2 separate regions of the Homo sapiens genome follow, and region 2 is linked to region 1. Evidence: chromatin contacts called from ENCODE Hi-C data. All regions are on one chromosome and are shown on one strand. The core of a region is the stretch at or near the end of the contact, and the rest is flanking DNA. Distances in the headings are between cores, read along the strand shown. Region 1 overlaps DHTKD1 (dehydrogenase E1 and transketolase domain containing 1). Region 2 overlaps CAMK1D (calcium/calmodulin dependent protein kinase ID).

Evidence for each region. Hi-C counts contacts between places; a loop is a spot of excess contacts on that map. Pooled maps may share reads with other maps.
Region 2: a loop to region 1 is called in a pooled map, with 8 times the contacts of the local background. The contact joins two enhancer-like sites. A Hi-C loop is called at or near these places in 1 of 37 single-sample maps with no recorded cell type and 15 of 50 pooled maps.

Annotation. Positions count from the first base shown.
Region 1 is chr10:12,121,497-12,124,196 of GRCh38, reverse strand. DHTKD1 (dehydrogenase E1 and transketolase domain containing 1) reads right to left here. Exons shown (of 17, transcript NM_018706.7): 17 at 976-2,700. Among named protein-coding and RNA genes, the nearest start is that of SEC61A2, 6.8 kb to the left of the region's middle. RefSeq lists enhancers at 1,479-1,568, 2,309-2,358, 2,419-2,558. Within about 2 kb of position 1,421, at least 4 of the 41 ENCODE cell types and tissues checked have a DNase peak (open chromatin) inside an H3K27ac peak, as active enhancers do.
Region 2 is chr10:12,727,482-12,730,194 of GRCh38, reverse strand. All of the region lies in intron 3 of CAMK1D (calcium/calmodulin dependent protein kinase ID), which reads right to left. Among named protein-coding and RNA genes, the nearest start is that of MIR548Q, 3.5 kb to the right of the region's middle. Within about 2 kb of position 1,459, at least 3 of the 41 ENCODE cell types and tissues checked have a DNase peak (open chromatin) inside an H3K27ac peak, as active enhancers do.

The DNA.
Region 1 (2,700 bases), core at 172-2,671:
AGGTGATCTGCCCACCTTAGCCTCCCAAAGTGCCGGGATTACAAGCATGAGCCACCACGCCTGGCCTACTAAATTTTTAAGGGAAAAAAAGTAATGAGTATTTGATTTGGAATTCCTCAAATGGTCCCTCCCTGCAAGGGAATGTAAAATGCTGATCCATGTTGCAGTAGTGATTGAGAGTAGAAAGGTTAAGCCAACAGAAGACACATTTCATGACTCGAGTTAGAGAAGACATAAAAAGAAACCATGAACAGACTGTGAGGTGTAAAATTAGAAATTTGGAGAGATCCACCAGTCACAGTGGCTCACGCCTGTAAACCCAGCACTTTGGGAGGCCAAGGTGGGCGGATCATGAGGTCAGGAGATCAAGGCCATCCTAGCTAACATGGTGAAACGCCATCTCTGCTAAAAATACAAAAAACTGGCTGTGGCACGTACCTGTAGTCCCAGCTACTCGGGAGGCTGAGGCAGGAAAATCTTTTGAACCCAGGAGGTGGAGGTTGCAGTGAGCTGAGATCGCACCACTCCAGCCTGGGCGACAAAGTGAGACTCTGTCTCAAAAGAAATTCGGAGAGATTTAAAGTAACCTTTTATTTTTTGAGACAGAGTCCCGCTCTGTCACCCAGGCTGGAGTACAGTGGTGCAATCTCGGCTCACTGCAACCTCCGCCTCCCGAGATCAAGTGATTCTCCTGCCTCAGCCTCCCAAGTAGCTGGGATTACAGGCATGCACCACCATGCCCTGCTAATTTTTATATTTTTAGTAAGAGACGGGGTTTAGCCATGTTGGCCAGGCTAGTCTCGAATGCCTGACCTCAGGTGATGCACCCATCTTGACCTCCCACAGTGCTGTGATTACAGGCGTGAGCTACCACGCCCAGCCTAAACTAACCTTTTACAAAGATCTAATCTTCCATCTCATTTTTGTGCTTAGACTTTTGAAATCTTTTAATTCAAGAAGTCCAGGAGTCCTGAGGAAAAAAAATGACAATGTGCTTTTATTTTTTTTCTTGTTAAAAAAAAACAACATTGGTAAATCGTTTTCATTAAATAGACCTTTGTGATTTTACTGATTTACATGAGTGGCACTAAATTACATGATTTATAAGGCTTGACACAGGAAGGATACACTGAGGTATATGGTAAGAAAAGGGATATGAATACTAGAGAAATGTTAAATTGATAACTAAGGCACACTTTCGGATGTGAATCATAAATCTACCACTGTGGCTAGAACAGCCTATATGTACATGGATTCTGAAAGACATGATCAGTTGCTGGTAAAAGTAGAGAGGGCCTGGGCTTCTGCCAGTCCCCTGGTACTTCCCACACCACTTCAGAGAAAAAGCATCATGACACAAGCACAGTAGATGGTAGAGGCCCCCAGCACTGAGTCAGGTGAAGCTACATGGTTCGCTGTTTAGTTACGTTTCCAGTACTTGGTTTAATTTCACAGTGAGGGAGTCGGTTGGTGATCTCTAAGAAATCCCCAAGCACCTGGTGTTGGGAAAGTCCCTCAAATAAAGAAGTGTTCTTTTCTTTTTTTTTCCTCTCTCTCTCTTTCTATTTATTTATTTTTTGAGATGGAGTCTTGCTCTGTCACCCAGACTGGAGTGCAGTGGCAGGATCTCAGCTCACTGCAACCTCCACCTCCTGGGTTCAAGCGATTCTCCTGCCTCAGCCTCCCGAATAGCTGGGATTACAGACACCCACCACCACGCCCAGCTAATTTTTGTATTTTTAGTAGAGACGGGGTTTCACTATGTTTTGTCAGGCTGGTCTCGAACTCCCAACCTCAGGTGATCCACCCATCTCAGCCTCCCAAAGTGCTGAGATTACAGGCGCAAGCCGCAGCGCCCAGCCAAGAAATGTTCTTTAAACATCACAAATAAACATACTGCATCAGGGACTTGTAGGGACAAGACTGATTAACCAGGGGCTGAAATCCCCATATCAGAAACCCCAGACAGTTAAAAATAGTAAGATATCACTGTAAGAACAATTTAAAGAAAAACAAGTTTACGGCAAAACAGACTACAAATCAATTTCATTATAACTAAAACTCCTTAATTTAAAAATACAGTACTAGAAGATCATCCACCCAGAGATTTGTATTTAGTAGGACCTAGATTTGCTAGTGTTGGGGAGACACTTCATACAGTGACTGGAAAGCAGCACCAGAGATTACATAAAATGAAAATATTAGTACTGCCACAGGACTTTCAAAAAGGAGGGGGAAAATTAATGAAAGTGACATGCATCAAACAAATCAAGAGGCAGTGTTGAGGTCATCTCCACGGAGCTGTAAACTCAGAAGTGTTTCCTGGTCATATATGGTCAATTAGGGTCAAGTCTGAAATCATCTAGATAATGACCTAGTTTTCCAGCTCACTCAGAGCTAAAATCCATAACACTATCATACTTTCCTTTTAATTTATGAGATGGAGTCTTGCTCTGTCGCCCAGGTTGGAGTACAGTGGCGCCATTTCGGCTCACTGCAACCTCTGCCTTCCAGGTTCAAGCAATTCTCCTGCCTCAGCCTCCGGAGTAGCTGAGACTACAAGCGCATGCCACCACACCCAACTAATTTTCATATTTTTAGTAGAAACGGCGTTTCACCACGTTGACCAGGCTGGTCTTGAACTCCTGACCTCAGGTGATCCAGCCGCCTAAGCCTCCCAAAGTGCTGGGATTACAGGCG
Region 2 (2,713 bases), core at 210-2,709, 610 kb before region 1:
CCTGGCAACCATCCTGGCCTAAAACACATCCTAACTAGGTCCCTCGGTCACTGGGTCACTGCCGCAGCCTCCCAACACTCTCCCTGCTTTCACCACTGCCCCCTACTGTCCATTCTCAACATAGCACAGCAGCCAGAGTGGTTCTGTTCAAACGCAAGTGGGATCACAATTCGCCTCTGTCCAAATCTCCCAGCGGCTCTGCATCCTCCTCAGAGTCAGCCCAAAGTCCAGGAGTCCTGGGGAGCCTAAAACGCTCTATGGGACGAGGCCTCCTGTTACATCTCAACCCCTATTTCTGTCTTTTGTCCCCGACCTCACCAGCATTAGCTGCACCAGCCTTCCGCTGGGCCTTGGCCACACCAGGCACCCTCGCACTTCGGGTGTCCTCACTTACCATTCCCCCTGCCTGCAATGCTCTTCCTGAAAATATCTGCAACCTCTACCCATGTGGCTCCTTTAGGCTGCTTAGCTGTCACCTGCTCCCTGAAGTTTAACCGTCCCTCCTCCTCGAATATTTAATCTCTCTACACCACTTAATCCTTTTTAAAAACAAATTATTATTTTTTGAGACAGGGTCTCATTCTGTCACCCAGGCTGGAGTGCAGTGGCAACATCATAGCTCACTGCAGCCCGGGCTCAAGTGACCCTCCCGCCTCACCCTTCCACGTAGCTGGGACTACAAGTGCACACCACCATACCTGGCTAATTTAAAAAAAAATTCTGTAGAGACGAGGTCTTGCTATGTTACCCAGGCTGGTCTTGAACCCCCGACCTCAAGCAGTCCTCCCACCTTGGCCTCCCAAAGTGCTGCGATTACAGGCATGAGCCACTGTGCTCGGTCCCACTTTAATCTGTTCTATAGGTACTCGGCATCTTCTAACATGCTACAGAATTTGCTTATTTATTATGTTTATTGGTACTACCTCTCCCTGCTCCATGGAGGTGGAGATCTTATTGAATTTTGTAACCTAGAACAGCCACGGGCACTCAGCACATATTCAGCCAGATTTGCTGAACGAAAAACACGCACAGGACTGCCCTGTCCCATGCTCCAAAGCTCCTTTATTCTTGGAATTCTATGGTGCCCAACCACGATGACATGAAGGCACAAAGGACAGCATGACGCCAAATATTAATAACTTTAGTAAGGAAGAACTATTTCACTGACTTTTCAGTTTTTTCATGCATTGCAGTATCATCTTTTTTAACTTGTTCCCTCTTGTTACAGAGTTAGTAGTAGTTATCGTTCATTTCAGAAGTGATCTGCAAATGATCATATTCAGTACTTGAATGTCTTTTAGACTTTTCTGTAGGCAGACACAAGCCTGAAGAGGGAGCAACGGCAGAGGCACGTGTGCGTGCGCACACATACACACACACACACGCACTCCCAAAGCCAGACACCAGCAGCAGTCTCCAGGCAGACACTGACTTCAGCGGCCAAGGCATGCATCTCTGTGGCATGAAAACTACGGGGTGAGGGTGGTGAGTGGAATTGAAAGGGCAGCCAGAGAAACCGATCTGCCTCATCCTAACGCAGCTGTCCACAGCGCAAAGCCATTATCCCCTTATGATAAATGTGGAAGCCAAGTCTCGGGCTCAGCCTTATTATCACACCAACAGTGCAATACTGGATCACCTCACACACAGTAACTCACAACCTGCAGTTTCTAAACACAGATCCCGTCAGACCACTTAAAACACTGCTCTCGATGCCAGTGCACAATAACGGGTTACTTTGGCCCTGTAGTGGCCAATTACTCCCAGCTAAGGGCTCTGCTAATGGACTAACATTATAACACAATTCGAATGTTTGTACCGATGTAACTAGCGCTGCCCAAGAATCTGTCCACGCAGCCAAGAAGGCTCACAATGCAAACTGGGCTGTCCCTGCAAGATGTTAGCACCAAGAGGGTAGCTAGAAAAACATGCAGCATCTTCTTATATCTTTAATCGAACAAAAATGCAAAGCTGCTACATTTACTAAGAAGGGCAATGCAGTGACTCCAGAAGCCCTCTAACACACATGACAAATCTGGAATTGCAACTCAGTGCTATGGAGGCACCATCTCTGTTTTACTCACAGGGAAGCCTTTGACACATTTGTCAGGATAAACGGCTGTAATCAAGGCCGGGAGCTGTGACTCACGCCTGTAATCCCCACACTTTAGGAGGCCGAGGCGGGCGGATCATTGGAGGTCAGGAGTCCGAGACCAGCCCGGCCAGCATGGTGAAATCCCGTCTCTACTAAAAATACAAAAATCAGCTGGGCATAGTGGCACATGCCTGTACTCCCAGCTACTCAGGATGCTGAGGCAGAAGAATCGCCTGAACCCAGGAGGCAGAGGTTGCAGCAAACTGAGATCGCGCGCCCCTGTACTCCAGCCTAGGTGACAGAGCGAGACTCAGTCTCAAAAAAAAAAAAAAGGCTGTGATTAATTTAGAAGCCTGACACATGTGAAACATTTCCTGGCTCTTAGGTGCATCCTATGATATATTGTGATACGCCAGATTCTGCCCTTGTACGTAATCAAATAAAAAAACCTCACTGCGTTGATGCTGGCAGTTGTGTTTCAGGCTGTGGTGTGTTTCCAGGAACCTCCATGATATGAAAGATTGTGCCCAGAAGACACTGTTGTCTGTTGTGTGTAACTTATGCCTCTGAATGTTTTATCATCCCAACAATGGTGCTTGTTCCATAAAACATCGTGGC